Regions from separate parts of the Mus musculus genome. Here region 2 is linked to region 1. The links are chromatin loops, found by intact Hi-C in ENCODE. Cell type or tissue: heart. All regions are shown on one strand.

Region 1 (8,000 bases):
CCTCTTCCTTCTCCTTCCTCCCCCTCCTTCTCCCTCCTCCCCCTCCTCCCCCCTTTTCCTCTTCCCTTTCCTCCCCCTCCTCCCTGTCCTCTTCTTCCTCCCCTCTCTTTTTTATTTGCTCTGTTGTTGTTTTGTTTTGTTTTTGTTTTTCAAGACAGGGTTTTCTTTGTGCAGCCAGTCCTAGAGTTTGCTCTCTGCAGGCCAGGCTGGCTTTGAACTCACAAATATCCACCTGCCTCTGCCTCTAGAGTGCAGCAATTCTCTACTTTTTAATGTGCTTTTATCCATATAGCTTTTTATATAGTGTGTGAATGATATATGCATTTGGAGGTTCTTCAAAATAAATTTAGAGTCAGGGCTAAGCCTAGTGTGCATGTTGCTCTGGGTCCGATGGGTCCCTGGCATCAAAAAGTAATGCAAGACTGTTATTAAGTGGTGGGTACTTTAATTGGTTTGATTTCAAGTGGAAACCAAAAGGTTAAATCAAGAAAATAACTACAAAAAAGGGAAGTGAGGAGAGGGGAACCCTAAAAAGTAGAAAAGATGTTATGCTTGCCACAAACATAGACCCTCAGTTCTAAATACAGCAGAGGAGAGGGGAAGATGGTTATTATTTTAATTTATTTTTCAGATTAAAGAATATTAGTCTAACTATATACAGTTAGATTTATAACTGCAAAACTGAAACAGACTCCAAAGCAGACATTTTCAATTCCTGCTTGCATTATAAATGGATTTAACTTTCATATCCTCAATAATACTGTCTAGTCACTACAGCACAGGAATCCTGAGTGAAATGTCACACCGGCCGTGGGCTGTTTGACCTGGCATCTTTTCCCCCTTTCTGGTTCCATTCAGCTGTTGTTTAGCCATCGGACACTGGAGAAGCCTACAACAGGAGCTTGGTGGTGAGGAAGGGACTAGAATGGAAATGCATCCAAGAAGCTAAAGGAAGACCAGTGAAGAAGTGGCCTCATTGAACCATTTTCTTAGAGGAAGGGCTCTGTATTGCACCCTGATCATAGCCTGGCCAGAGACATAGGGGAAGCTTCTTAGGTTTGTGCTGACTGAACAAGCTAGCCCCAGTGTGCCGAGGAAATGTAAATGTACTCCTGTGAGTTGCTGTAAGAATGTATTATCCTGCTAGAGTCTCTAAGCACCAATGGGGATGCCCTGGTTAGAAAGTCTGGCTTAGACGCAGAGGGGAGTAGTGAAAATGTCTGCTCTGCTGTCTTTCGTGCCTTGCAGCTCCCTTCTAGTGAGGAATTTGGAAGACAAAGACATTCATCTACTTCTGGGGAGGAGAGGATTCACCATACACTTCCTCCACCAAGTGCTGCTGAGCCTGCATCTGCAGGGAACTGCAGTCCCAAGGACGGTGTCCAGGGGAAATCCACAGGAGCCCAGTGACAACTCACAGTGACAGTGCCGCCTTGGCCTCTAGGGTTGAAGTACCAGGGAAGTAGATACGTACACAAACGTCGTGTATTCTTGAAATCAACATTGGCTTCAATGTGTATGTGGATAGATCTTCTGATGTTTAATTGTGATAATCAGAAAAACAAAAAGGAAAAAAATTGTAGTCTTTTTTTTCCCTAGCAACATGAACTCCACATGTTTTCCCTGATTCTACAAACAAGGTCTGCTTGACGTCAGGGGATCCCATGGCGTCTTTGCCATCACGCTTTCTTGACTGTTTACAAGAACAAAATTGCTTTATTTATTACGCTTAAACACACATGTTGCGGCACATGGAATACCTGACATTTCAGCTCATCCCTCTTACAGGAGATACAGTGTATTGTATTCATCTCTTCTGTATAACTCTCAGTCAGTTGTCTCCCTGTCAATCCATGTTTGAACATATCAAAAAGCAAGGGAAGGTTATGTATATAGGTCTTAACTTCAGAAATGGAGATGAAACATACATTTATTTTATTCTTGTATATACATAATTAGAAGGAAAGTTTCTTTTTCTTTCTTCCTTTCTTTATTCCCTTCTTCCCTTCTCTCTCTCTCTCTCTCTCTCTCTCTCTCTCTCTCTCTCTCTCATACACACACACACACACACACACACACACAACAAAGGAATGCATAGCAGACTGTAGCTGTAGTGAGGCCTGTGGGTCTGGACACTGCTTTTCCCAAGTCAGAGGCAGTTGCAGCTGCTGTGTAGATGTGGAACTTTCTGAACTGGCATAAGCTGGGTGTGTATACTCAGGCCGATGGATTCTACAGAAGCTTGCACGTATGCTTGAAAACTGCGTTTTACTGGAATAGTTGTGTAAATAAATGAATTTGTTTTGAATGTGCTTGCTGTTTACATGTGCATGTGGGTGTTTCAGTCACACACTGGTCACCTAGTGTTTCCATTTCGTTTCTCTTTGTCTTGTCCTATACTCATAATTGTTTTCAAGTGATGTAATAAATTGATTTTTAATTCTTAGTGCTATTGTAACTGATGTAAATAAATAATAGTTTTAGTTTTGTGGAATTTAAAAAATAAATTATTTTGAATCATCTGAATCAACTTTTAAACTTTATTCATGCTCTATTCACAATGCTGTCGTGTTTGAATTCTACTAGGCTCAGTTGTCATTATGTTTCATTAATGAAGTTCCAGTGACGAAGTTCGTAGGTTCATTTGTACTGAGCACAGCATGATTCAGAAGTACTTTATCGCACGAGCAGAAATACCCAGTCTCAATGACGGCATTGATTATCGTCTTTTTTGAGGAGACTGGAGAGGTTATCTTGTTCTTATAAGTTACATATTAAAATATTTCCTGAGGATGTAACTCAGTGGAAGAGCACTTACCAGGCATTTATCAGGCCCTGAGTTCAATCCTCACCACTGGGGGAAAAATAAACCTAAAGTACATAGATACAGTGATGTCGCTGAAGCAAAAGCTTGCATAGCACTGTGAGGCCCGGACTGCATCCCTAACAGAAAAGGGAAAGTGGGAGAACGGGAGAGAAGCAGGAAAGGAAGGAAAACATAAGGAAAAAGACAGAGATAGCCAATCTTTTGAGAAAGGGTTGTTGATTCATAAACAATTTTTCATTAGGTTGTCATGCATACTAATAACACAGTTTATAATGTCTACTAATGTGACAGTTTTGAAGTTTTAACTTTAGAAAGCAACTTTAAGTATCCCCCCCCAAAAAAAAAGGGGGGGAAGGGTGCCAAACAAGCTGCGGTCTTGTAGACGTAAGTGGGGGTTTTCTAAGCCAGTAATTTTGTTCAGGTAATGATGTATTATTATCTATGGAGGTGCAGTCAGTTTATAATACATAGTTTATTTTGCATATACATGTACTTTGAGAAATTCAGAAAAGCTCGAAAAAGAAAATAACCTTTTTTTTTTAAAGAAAGAAACAAAATTGGTATTATGCTACACATACGGAATTTTAAAGTGCTGGTTTTTACTCAGAGCTGTTGCCTTGTAATGACTGTTACATTTTTATATGGTAACCTTCATTAGTTACACAGTGTCCCATCTCCAGAGGTTTACATTCAAAGTGTCAGCTGGATATCGGGGCTCAGTGGTATGTGCTTCCTTCCATCCTTGTGAGCAGCAGTTACAAGTTTTCCTCTCCATTAAAATGGGGGGGGGGGTTTGGATTGTTTTCATCTTCTTGTCCTGTAATCATTTTTTACACTTTTGGGACACATGCCACAGTGAACACGTGGAGGTCAAAGGACAACTCGCAGAAGGCACTTGTCCTCACAGTGTGGGTCGGGGGGATTGAACTCAGGTCATCGGGGTTGGCTGGCAGGGCCTTTACTTTGTGAACTGTCTTGCTGGCCTATTGCCATCTTGCTCAGGTTACTGAGTGAGAACTTGCTCTGTCTGTTGATTGTATTCTTTGTAGATTGCTTGGTCGTGTCTCTTCTTGTCCTTAGGGGGAATGTTTATATTCATTGATTAATTTATTTGGCATTTACCTCACCAACAATATTGACCCCGTGCTGTCTGATCTTATGTTTAAGTACATTTTTAAGCCATTTATTTATTTTTATTTTCTGCTCTTTGGTGTTTTGCCTGCAAGTATGTCTGAAGATGGCAGATCCCTGAAACTGGAGTTACAGATGGTTGTGAGGTGCCATGTGGTTGCTGGGAATTGAACCCAGGTTCTCTGGAAGAGCAGCCAGTGTTCTTAACTGCTGAGCCATCTCTCCAGCCCCAAGTACATTTTTTTGATAAAAGTTAAAAATTATGCCCCCCTTAATTCTAAATGTAAAACTTTAGCAGTAAAGAAATTGGCGTTTGATGAAAAGAAAATACTATAAACTGACTATGAATCTTAAGTGATCAGATCCACAATTTAAGTCCCTGGAGATCCTGCCCTTCCTTTCCTGGGACAGGCGTGGGGTCCAGCAGGTTGTGTAGCTGAAGACGGCCTTGCCTCCTGATCTTTGCCTCCTGATCTTCCTCTACTGATATGATCACTGTGGACCACCGTGTCTGGTGTAGCTTTGATTTTGATTTTTCTGAACTTGTTTTGAGAGCTGACACCTCGGCATTTCTGGCATTTTCTTAGCCTCTTGCTGTCATGCTGTGATGTTACCACTTTTTGTGTGTGCTCCATCTTTTCCTGCAACTAATTCCTTAGGCCCTAGAAACTCAGTTATTCTATTCTTTCATGGGAGACAGATCCAGTAGAATAATAGCCAATTGTATAACCACTAGATGGCAGAATAGGACATGTCAGAGCTATGGACTTGTGACATAGGAGTGTGTGTCTGTGTGTGTGTGTGTGTGTGTGTGTGTGTGTGTGTGTGTGTGTTTGGTGTGTGTGTGTTGAACTCTTACTCCATCTTGTGGTGATATAAAATTATATCAATGGCTTGAATTACTAATATTCATACATATATCCCTGTTATTAGTAAATTAGACTGAGCTATTTCATTGGATGATAGAGAAAACATTAAATTTTTGTTTACATGCCTGGCCAACACAGATTATATAGTTAAATCATTGGAAAAGAGGTCCTGCCCGGGACATGAGGAACCTAATAGTAAAGCATTCTCTTATGACATGTATCGCATTATCGCACAGCTAGGCAGCTAGGCAGGTGAAGGCTACTAGGGCTACAATCCTGAAGCAGGAAATCAAGGCCAAGTGCTCATTGGTAAGACTGTATTTTGTCCAATTAGTGGCTTCTGATGCAGACATGTCTAGGACTTAGATAAGTCCTCTGGGACATAATGGTTAGAAAAGAATAGACTCTCCACCCCCCCCCCCCCCAAAAAAAAAGATAAACCAAAAATGACCATTTTTATAACAGACTATTCAGAAATAATATTTTTTCTGGCATTAAGGTATGAAGAATTTGTTTCAGGCTTAATTAAGAACCATGCTGGCCTGCGGATGACTGGTTGGGAGTGGAAGCTACGCGAACAGATAAACAGTTTGAGTCCTTCAGACCCCACATCAGGCATTTCACGGCTGCTTGGATCTCCAGCTCTGGCTTCTGTGGTTACCTGCACACATGTGCACAGTAATAAGAATAAAATACTTTTTAAAAAGAATCATCTGTAGCCTTTTACTGTTTGCCAGTTTGGCTTTTAATTTTTTTTTTAAATATGGTATCAAGGATTGATCCAGAGCCTCTCTCTCTAGGCAAATGAATCCTCTACTCTTCCCTACATCAGCAGCCCTGCTTCCAATAACTTCTTTTCTCTTGGCCAATGAAGAAAGAGTTGGCTGATAGAATGCTTTCTAACAACACATATTGCTGCAGTAAGTTCTAAGCCAGAACGTGCCATTGCGTTTTGATTTTTCCAGGTGATTCTGAGGCTATGGACAATCTGTTTTTCAAAATGGTTGTTTTGTTTGTTTGAGACAGGGCCTCATTGTATAGAATAAGCTGGACTTGAATCTAACCAGTGCAGCCTCTGCATAGCCACAGCACCCACCCCCAAACACTCATGCACGCGCACACACACACACACACACACACACCCATAGTGTTTTAAAAGGTATTTGATTTTTATTAAAACGTAGATATCTCAGACCTGTAATGGTTAATGTCTAAATTGGTTTACAGTTGCCTGTCCCTAAGTATAATCTAAGGTATGGACTTTGAGAACACTCCACAAAAATTAGCAGACTACTGCAGTTTGAAGGTAAGACGCTAGCAGCTGCCATTGTGAAACTGCTCATCTGTGGAGTTCAGGCGCCTCGTGCTAAGTGACTGTCCTTCATCTACAAAGTCCTGCATATCTCGGGGTGTTGCCAGAACCCAAGCAGAGCAATTGACAGAGCACGTGAGATGGGGAGTCCCATGTATACAGCTGTTGAGACTAAGCGCTCACTGGCCAAGGCTCCCTTCCTCTAGGGAGTTACAAATGCTCATTGGAGTGTTCTGTGGAATCAAGAAACTTAAAGCCCCGGCTCTTTGTACTGTACTTGCCTACAGATAAGGTAGGACTGTTTTTCCTGTCTTGTTTGTGGAAGGTCCACTTGCTTATCAGAAGCAGGGCTGAACAGTCGACCAGGGTAAGTTCCAGGAAGTGTAGGTCCTGCGTTATGGATCTGAAACATTGCCACTCTCCGTGCCTGGCAGCTATTCTGCCTTGCTGTGACCCTCCAGGAGCTGGACATGAGACTGCCTTGCTGGGGCCTCTCCCATCCAGCTGTGGCCTCTCCCGTCCAGCTGGGGCTCCACACATTCCAGGCTGGACTTTCCCTGCTTTACAGAACTCGTATTTTTGTTCGCATTTGATAATTTGCCCCAGGAATTCATCGATAACTTCTACAACTTTTACAACAACTTCAACAGTAGCTGGTTTCCAGCACAGAAGTTGTCTTTTTATCCTCTGTAAATCAGGTTTACAGAGGTCAGCATGTACCCACCTTTTCCTCTACTTAGGCTGAAACCGATCAACAGACACCCTGACTGAGTCAGGACCAGCCCTAGCCTGCTTCATTCCCATTGTACTTTTTCATAAGCCTTGCTGGTGTTAATGTTCAAAATTATGGTAGAGTCCTTAAGGAGGCCCAGGTAAAGTCCCATGTGCTCTGTAGTTCGCTAGAAGAAAGAATTGTCTTTTCTCTCTTGAGTTAGGGTCTCGTGCAGCCTAACTTGAACTAATTGGCCTTGAACTTACTATTAGCTGAGCTGACCCTGAACTTCTGATCCTCCTGCCTCGACTTCCTGAATGTTGGCCTTATAAGCATGCATCACCACGATTTCCTCAAGTCTTCTCAATGTTCATAGATTACATAAAATACAAACTTGCCGTACTACATGGGCAGCATCTTCGCTTTAGAATATCAGTTTCCTAGAAACAATTTTTAGTGGCTGTTTCTGAAGCATTTTGTTCTCCCATCTTACCTGGGTTTGAACTACTCGTGCCTAAATCATGCAAGTACCAGCTCAGGTAGTCACATTCAAGGTGTTCTGAGGGAGAAGAATTATCAGGGGAGATATGGTCCAGGCAAAACTTAGTTTCTTGTCATAGTTGACCACCACAAGTAAGGGCCAGAAATGCTGTCTCTTCTGGCCACAGCTGTTTCCCACAAAGTATGAAGAGAAAAGGAAGAAAGAGAACACCTGAAATCCATGTGCCATGTACATGACATATCTTGTATAAATTCTTTTTTTTTTTTTTTTTTTTTTTCTGAGAGGGTTTCTCTGTATAGCCCTGGCTGTCCTGGAACTCACTTTGTAGACCAGGCTGGCCTAGAACTCAGAAAGCCGCCTGCCTCTGCCTCCCAAGTGCTGGGATTAAATTCTTAAACCGTGGAAAGGGAATGTATGAAGTCTTCTAAGCAGCACCATGACCTCTAAAACAGCAGGGGTGGAGAGGGCAAACAAGTGGCATGGGGATAGCAGTGTGCCTGCGGAAATCTTTCCAGGGGAGCATTCACAAGACTCGAGTTTGGCTGCTGTGTGCAATAGCAACAGTTTGGGTCTTTTATTGTAAGTTTTGTGTGACACACTTGTGATTCTGTCTTTGGAGTATCCTCAAACCAGAACCTGGCTACAGA
Region 2 (8,000 bases), 130 kb after region 1:
TAAATTCACCAGAGTCTTCAGAGAGATAGACTTGCCATAGTCCATGGAGCACAGTGTCTGAGTTCTGGCTTCCTTAACTGTCAAATAACAGATATTTTGTGGATTTCAGGCATGGAATACATTTTTATTTGTTATAGCTGATATAGTAAACAATTCACACAGCCTTATTTATATTCCTATATGACCCTGTGGTTGGAGCGCATCTGAAATACCTGTCTGTATACACCCCTTGCTCTTCTGTCTCATTACATCAGTTTTCTCCCTGTGTCCAAGTGTTCATACATTCTACACTCCACCCCCCCCCACGCACACCCACCCACTAGTTATCATCCCATCCATGGGATTCTCCAATTGGGAAAGAATATGTCCCTCTTGGTATAATGAATATGGGTGGACAATGTCCCTTTTCCCTAGGAACTGCTAGACCTGATCCTTTGATGAGCAGGTGTTAGGAGATTTCTGTCAACATGGTTTACAGTGCCAGACTGACCCTGAAGTCATGAGGACAAACAAAGGATTTACCTTATGAGCATGCACATCGGCGACTTTAGGGACACACATGTGGTAGCAGTTACAAAGAAGCATGATGTAGGGGATGAAGAGAAAGAATGCCTGGATGCCTAAGGGTGAGTGTGAGGCCCAAGATTGGGACTGGGGTGAAGCTGTTCAGTTCAAGGGACGGCGTGAACTCATGAAAGATGAGTTGACTAGGGAGCCGAAGAATGGGACGGGCTCTTTCTGGTAGAGAACAGCTAGTTCAATCCTAATGCCATCACCGGAGAGATCAGAGAGGGAAAGCAGATACATTTCATACCAGGCTGCAAGCTGTTTAGCATGATAATAGGGGTATCAGCTATCATGGAGAGAGAAGGGCAAACTAGGGAGGACCAGTAAGCAGAAGCCAGCTGTCAAATCGCTAGACAGGTCCCACTAAGTGGGTCTTCGTTCCCAAGGAGCCACTCACCCATTTAAGGAGAGGAATGGTATTCATTTTAGGAAGGTCCCTCTGCTTGCCACAGGGAGGTTCAGTGTGGAAAGATTAAAGTCAAAGGTGGAAGGGAATAGGTAAGAGCCCGTTGTCTGGGGGAATTGGTGGAGCCTGAACTAAGGCACGTATTGGTAATCTGGAGAGGGAGCAGTTGGCATGAGAAGAGCTTAGGAAGAAGAATCAGAATATGTAGGAAGGAGGATGGAGGGGATGAAGGGGTAATCAGGAGCCCTACTGTCTGAGATGGGACTTGTGAATATATGAGGGACATGAGAAGGTCGGTTTAGTGTTGAGGCTGTCATGCTTGCGTGGAGATGGGCATTCACACGAGGGAAAGAATTTAGGCTGGAGGTAATTCTGAAACACTTTGCACAGGTGAGAGTAAAGGACAAGAACAAGGGCCAAACTGTAAGTAAACAGGATGGGAAGAAATGGCACAAGAAGTTTTAGGAGACTGAAGTGACTCACGGGGCCCAGTGCCTTTGCTTGGGTTCCTATAGTAAATCATCCCAGACTCAGATCGAAAACAAGACTTTCTTCCATTTCTGGAAGTTGAGCAACCAAAGACCAAGCCCTTAGGTGAGGACTCTGTCATCTTGCTTTGAGATGGCAGCTGTGTCCTGTTGTGTCTGCACCAGCAGGGAACAGGGCAGAGGGAGAACACCGTCCGTTTCTTATTTCCCATTAGCAGGTGCACCCTCATGACATAGCCATCCCCGAAAGGTCTCCCCTGCTGACACTATCAGGTTGGGGGTCAAGAGTTCATCATGTGTGTGTCTGAGAGGCACCTTCAGGCCTCAGTACCAGGGAAGAGAGGGAAAGGGAATTCAATAGTATGGAAAGCCACTGAGTCTCTGGGTAAGAGGAGAAGCATTCACATGTCATGTAAGTGACCTTATTAAGGAGCTAGACAGTGAAGAAGAGGTGGGAACCCTCAAGATAACCATCCATGGCTTCCAAGAAGCTGGGCTGTGAGAAGTTGGAGGTTGAGCCGAAGGTGAACTGTGAGTCAGTTGGACCCTCTTTGAGGAATGCTGGGAGAGAGGGAGAGTAGAGAAAGGGGGCTCTAGAAACTAAATAAAGCAGATGAATCAGGCACAGGGAGGGAGTCTAGCTTTAGATGAGAAGGGGATCCCTCTTAGCCAAGCAATGAACAGCAAGTTTATAAGTTCTGAGGTAGGATGGGCTGCAGCAGCAGGAAAAATACGGTAGTCAATATGGCATATTTTGAAAAAAGATTTATTTATTTTATGTATGTGAGTACACTGTAGCTGTACCAATGGTTGAGACCTTCATGTGGTTGTTGGGAATTGAATTTTTAGGTCCCCTGCTCGCTCAGTCCCTGCTTGCTCCGGCCCAAAGATTTATTTATTATTATACATAAGTACATTGTAGCTGACTCCAGATGCACCTGAAGAGGGTGCCAGTGGTTGTAAGCCACCATGTGGTTGCTGGGATTTGAACTCAGGACCTTCAGAAAATCAGTCAGTGCTCTTACCTGCTGATCCATCTTGATAGTCCCCATATGGCATTTTTATACCTATACAAATGTTTTCAAAATTGTCTCCAGCCTAAATTTTGTGCCTTTGCATAAAGAATTGGAGATCATTCTTCACCAAGGACAGATGTAGAGGAGGAGGTTTGGCAATGAAGGCAATTTCTAGGATTTAGGCATAGACTAGATAGAGTACAGAGAATAAGCCGGAGGCCACCAGAGTCTAGCATGTCAAGCACTTACAGCTTTAGGTTAGAGACTGCATTGGGAGGTTTAGCTCACCCAAGCTAACAGCAGGTCAAAGTTGTCTATATACTGATATGTTCATATCTTATGTACCCAATGGGGGATCATGTACAACATGAATCCATTCCTTCCCTCATCCCAGAAGGCCTATCACACATAAGGTCTTGATTTTAATTCACAAAGTGAATAACAAAACTGAACTCATTGGAAGATAAGAGGAGACTCTTTGAATTGCTGTGCCATCGAAGGCAAGATTGAGAGACCTTTTCCAGTATGGCCAATGAGATGAAAGTCTCCCTTTAACTCCATGTGACACACTCCTCGCGAGGTCACACGTTTGAACACTTGATATTTAGCTGGCAGTGCTGTTTTAGAAGGCTGTGGAACCTTTGGGGCCGGTGTAATGGCTGACGGAAGTGGACTGCTGTGTGCAGGATTTTTGTGGACCATGTGGCTTTCCTTGCTCTGTGATCCTCTGCTGTGTGAGCAAACACAGTGGCTGAGCCATGGTGCTTTTGTGCTACGGTGTGACTTATTCAGAAATCAAGAGCACATACACGCCTGTCTCCTTTAAGCTGCTTCTGTCAACCATTCTGTCTCCCTGATGAAATAAACTGACAAAGACACTCAGTGAATTCTCTGTCACCTCCTGTGAACGCTGTGATAAATCACCACAAACTGTGGGCTTAAAAATAATGAAAACTTGTTCTCACAGAAACTCCAAACCAAGGTGTCAGTAGGGGGGTGCTTGCCCTGAAGGCTATAGTGGGGATTCTGTCACCGCCTCTTCTAGCTTTTGGTGGCTGTGGGTTTCCCTGACTTGAAACGGATAACTCCAGTCTCTGCATCCAGGTCTGCACAGGTGCCTTCCTGGTGTTTCTGTCCTGTCCCTTTTCCATTTTTCCTCTGGTTTTGTGTCTTCCCTCTTTCTGCTTCTTATAAGGGGACAAGTCACTGAGAGCCCATCTGGACAATCTAGGATGTGCATATCTCAATATGCACCTCCAACATCCCAGCCATGAATGAGGCCACACAGACTCTGGGTGGGCACAGATCTTATGTAAGAGCTCCTCACTAGTCACTATAGATCAGCAGAGTCTCTTTCCAGACATATGCCTACATTTAAGTACAGTTTAAGTGCATTTATATACCATAGTATTTTATTGTATACATTTACTTTTGGATTCCACACTCTTTCCCACAAAACAGCATGAAGCACTCAGTGATCAGGAAGTAGAATTGAGATCTGTGTAAGAGTCTTCTAGATCACATGCCCCCCCCCCCAAAGATATTATTATAAATATTAGTAATTTAGCAACGTCTGGCTTCATCCACAGCAGATGGTGGCTTTGGTATGTTGACTTGAATTTAAGAAGTCTAAAGAGGGGCTGGAAAGATGGCTCGATAGTTAAGAATGGCTTGCTCTTCCAGAGGATCCAGGTTGAATTTCCAGCACCCACAGGGCCCTTACACGGATCTGTAACTCTAGGTTCAGGGGATCTGATGCCCTCTCCTGGCCTCTTCTGGCATTGCAGGCACGCGGTGCACAGACATTCATGCAGGCAAAACACATATACACCTGACATAAAAATAAATAAAAATAATAACGAAAAGAGTTCTAAAGAAAAAAGAACTTAAGAGGCAGAAATACCCAAAGCTTCTTTTGCTTTTTTTGCAGCTTGGGCTTAATTATAACCCTCAGAGAAATTTAAAAAAAACTTTCCTTTGCCTTTGGAGACAACAGTTGACAAAACAGATCAAAAAGTTTCTGAATTACTATAAAAAGACCCACAAAGACACACCTGAAGCGTGGCAGTGCTTTTCAGCAGTATAACTCGGTCTGTGTAGCAGATCACAAATGCCTACGCAGGCAGGCAGGTCAATGACTGACATGAGCAAGTGAAGCCATTCCAGCAAGGCGAGCTGCTGTGGCTAAGTGCGGTGCACTGTCAACAATTCTCCTGCAGCCCCAGTGTGCTTCATTACAATAATGAGAAACTAGGAACATTTTATGCATTGTAATGACCAAAAAATGTGTTTCATATGCCTTCCAGTGATAATTTTGTTTATTATTCTCAAATATATCTATGTTTAGTCATTAATTCTCACTTTTACGCTGGTCTCAAACTGAAAATGCTTAGAGAGGATTCCTAGTTGCAAGTTTTGCCATGCAAAATACAAATTAAATCTTAAATAAGAACCCCAGAAATCTCTCCTCACACCTCCATCTCTGCTACTGATGTCACCTCTTGTGGGTATTAGGGTTCTTAAATTAACAGCATGTTAGAGCAAGGGAAAGCCTAGGGTAGTTGTCAAGATCTGAAGACTTAGTTTAGATTCGTTAGGCCACACAAGATTTGGTTAATTTATATAAACTCCAAGATCTGTGTGTGTGTGCACACGTGCAGGTGCACATGTATGTATATGTGTATGGAGGTCAGAGGTCAACCCTCCCCTCCCTCAGGAGCCATCCACCTTGTCTTTTGAGACAGTCTGTTACTGGGTCCCGGGTCTCACCAATTGGCTAGGTTGGCTGAACCAGCGAGCCCCTCCCGTCTCCGCCTCCCCAGAGCTGGTGTATGCAAACACACAGCACTGCGTGGTGTTTTCTACACGGGTGCTGGGGTTAAGTGCACGCATGGGAAGAGCTCTGTCAACTGAGCAGTTTCCCAGAGCTCAGGATGATTTCATTCATGCGCAGAGTGAAGACTCTGGGCCTGAAGCCAGACTACTTACTCATTTATCTAGCACACACATTTGTGGCATCTACTCGCACTAGCTGGTCATTATCAGAGGCGTGAGGTGCGGGGTGGGGCAGGTCTGCATCCCCGTTCATGGGTCTTTCACCAATTCTGTCTGCCTCAGCCTTCCTTTCTCTTGTCAGCTGCCCCCCGGCACCCCAGTCAAAACTGGGTGCCTCCAGGGCCTTCTGGTCTCTCTGGTCTCCCCACCCTCAGTGATGGAGCATCTTTGCCATCTCCTTTCATCATTTCTTCTTCCAGACCTGATGCTTCCTGTGGCTCCTGTAACAACTCTTAGGCAGTTGTCAAGCTCTTCCGTGACCTCTCTTGGTTCTCACGTCTGATTTTATCTCGCTCGAATCCTACCTAATGTAGTTTTTCTTTGTCAAACATACTCCATTCTCTCTTGCTGAGGCCTCCTCCACGCTTCTTTCCTCCCACCCCTACCTAATCCTGTAGGCCTCCAACAAAGCCACATGCTCTCAAGGAGGAGAACCCACAGGCCACATCCTCCTCCCCTCAGTTATATTCTGGGGCTTTTTGCATGTGTACTGGTGAATTTTTTATTTTTATTTCATTTTATTTTATTTTATTTTATTTTATTTTATTTTATTTTTTTGTCAACTTGAAACAAGCTGGAGTGACCTATAAAGAGGGAACCTCAATTGAGAGGATACCTCTATCACATTGGCCTATGGGCAAGTCCCATAACTGATGTGGGAAAGCCTAACTCACTGTAGGCAGTGCCACCCTAGCAGGTGGTCCCGGGTTATATAAGAGAGCAAGGTGTGTGTGTGTGTGTGTGTGTGTGTGTGTGTGTGTGAGAGAGAGAGAGAGAGAGAGAGGGAGAGAGAGAGAGAGAGAGAGCCAATAAGCAGCTCTCTTCCATGTCCTCCGCTTCGGTGCTTCAGTTCCAGTTTTCGCTCTGGCCCGGCTTCCCTCAATGAGGGAGTGTGATCTGGGCATTGAGATGGAAACGAATCCTCTCCTCCTCAGGTTGCTTCTGGTCGTTGTGTTTATCACAGCAATAGAAAGCAGAATAGTGGGGCATTTGGCTACAGCATATCATGTCTTCCCTTCATAAAAATATGTCTCACTGTGTAGCCCTGCTTGGCCAGGAACTCACTATATAGACCAGCCAAGCCTTGAACTCACAGAGATCCACCTGCCTCTCACGTACCTTCGTGCCTGGCCCGAATTTGGGAGCTTTTAATACAAATATCCTGTGCCAGCCCTGGTCACAATCATAAGCACCAGAGTGAAATTTGAGACTGAATTCCCAGGTCTGAATTCTCAGCAAGGCCCCCGTTTTTCTGGCTGTGTGACCACAGATAATGTACTTACCCTCTCTGAATGTCCATCTCATATTTTCAAACCTGGGGCATTACTATTGGATGGCTGAGTTACTCACTATTCAGTATGAGTACATATTGTTACAGTTTAGATGAGCAGGGTGCTTAAAATAGACTGTGCTATGTAGTGAGAGCTCAGGAAGTATTAGCCTGAGTTATTTCATAGGAGGTCTGTGTAAATTAAATCCAAGCCCTAGGCGTAGTGCCTGGCCTGGAACAAGCATTCAGTAATATTAGCCAGTGCTGTTATCTTATTTAACATATGAGAGGCCTGTTAGAAAAGAAAATAGTTATGGTTATTTTACTGCCAAAAATATTTAAAATGTCCTGGCTAGAATTATAATTATATTTACTTTGTGTTTATATATGTTCACGTGTGTTTACTTACATGTGTGTGATATGTATGTGCACATGTGTGTGGAGACCAGAGGACAACCAGTCTCAGGTATTGTTCCTTGGGCACAATTTCATCCACCTTCAGCTTGTGTGTGTGTGTGTGTACACATGATTGTATATGTGCAGTCATGTGGAAGTCAGCAGATAACCCTGGTGCTATTTACAGTCGCCCTCTGCATTTCTGTTTGATACAGGGTTTCTCATTGGTGCAAGAAGGGCTTAGTCAGGAAGAATAGACCTGGGGCTGGCAAGACGGCCCAGAGGTTAAGAGTGCTTACTGCTCATACAGGGACCCGGGTTTAGCACCCAGCACCCACATGGTAGCTCACAACAGTCTGTAACTCCATTCTCAGGTTCTCTGATGCCCTCTTTGGTCTCATTAGGCATCATGGTACATACATATACTAAAGGTGAACATTCATACTCACAAAAGGAACAGCAGTTAGTTCATCTTTTAAGAAAAGGTTAGCTCAGGGGCCAGTGAGCTTCCAGTGGCCCACCCGTCTCTCTCAGAATCACTGAGATGACAAGACAGTTCCACTGTTCCTGGATTTGTTTTAAAACATAAAGTCTGGAATCTACACTCAGGACCTCACTCCTCGGAGGCAAGCACTCTGCTGACTCAGCATCTCCTCAGCCTTGGTTTTTGAGACAGAGTCTCTCATTGGCCCTTAGTTCACCAGTTGGCCAGTGAGCCCAGGGAGCTTCCTGATTCTGCCTCCCAGTGCTGGGATTACAAGCATGTGTCACTACAATTAGCCTTTTTTAAAAATGTGGCTTCT

What was found. Hi-C counts contacts between places; a loop is a spot of excess contacts. Peaks named below come from ENCODE experiments on the same cell type or tissue, not always from the same donor. Only the 100,000 strongest peaks of a DNase experiment are listed, where the experiment ranks them.
Region 2: a loop joins it to region 1, with 2.1 times the contacts of the local background. A loop is called at or near these places in 9 of 42 quality-filtered maps.

What each region holds. Positions count from the first base shown.
Region 1 is chr3:41,037,682-41,045,681 of GRCm38, forward strand. It overlaps a transcript of Larp1b not described here. Among named protein-coding and RNA genes, the nearest start is that of Gm42437, 15 kb to the left of the region's middle. In heart, a CTCF peak has its summit at 4,657 (motif pointing right); no DNase peak of the experiment used is centred here; H3K27ac peaks cover 501 bases.
Region 2 is chr3:41,164,144-41,172,143 of GRCm38, forward strand. All of the region lies in intron 2 of Gm40038 (a long non-coding RNA gene), which reads right to left. Among named protein-coding and RNA genes, the nearest start is that of Gm40038, 5.3 kb to the right of the region's middle. In heart, a CTCF peak has its summit at 4,244 (motif pointing left); no DNase peak of the experiment used is centred here; H3K27ac peaks cover 2,256 bases.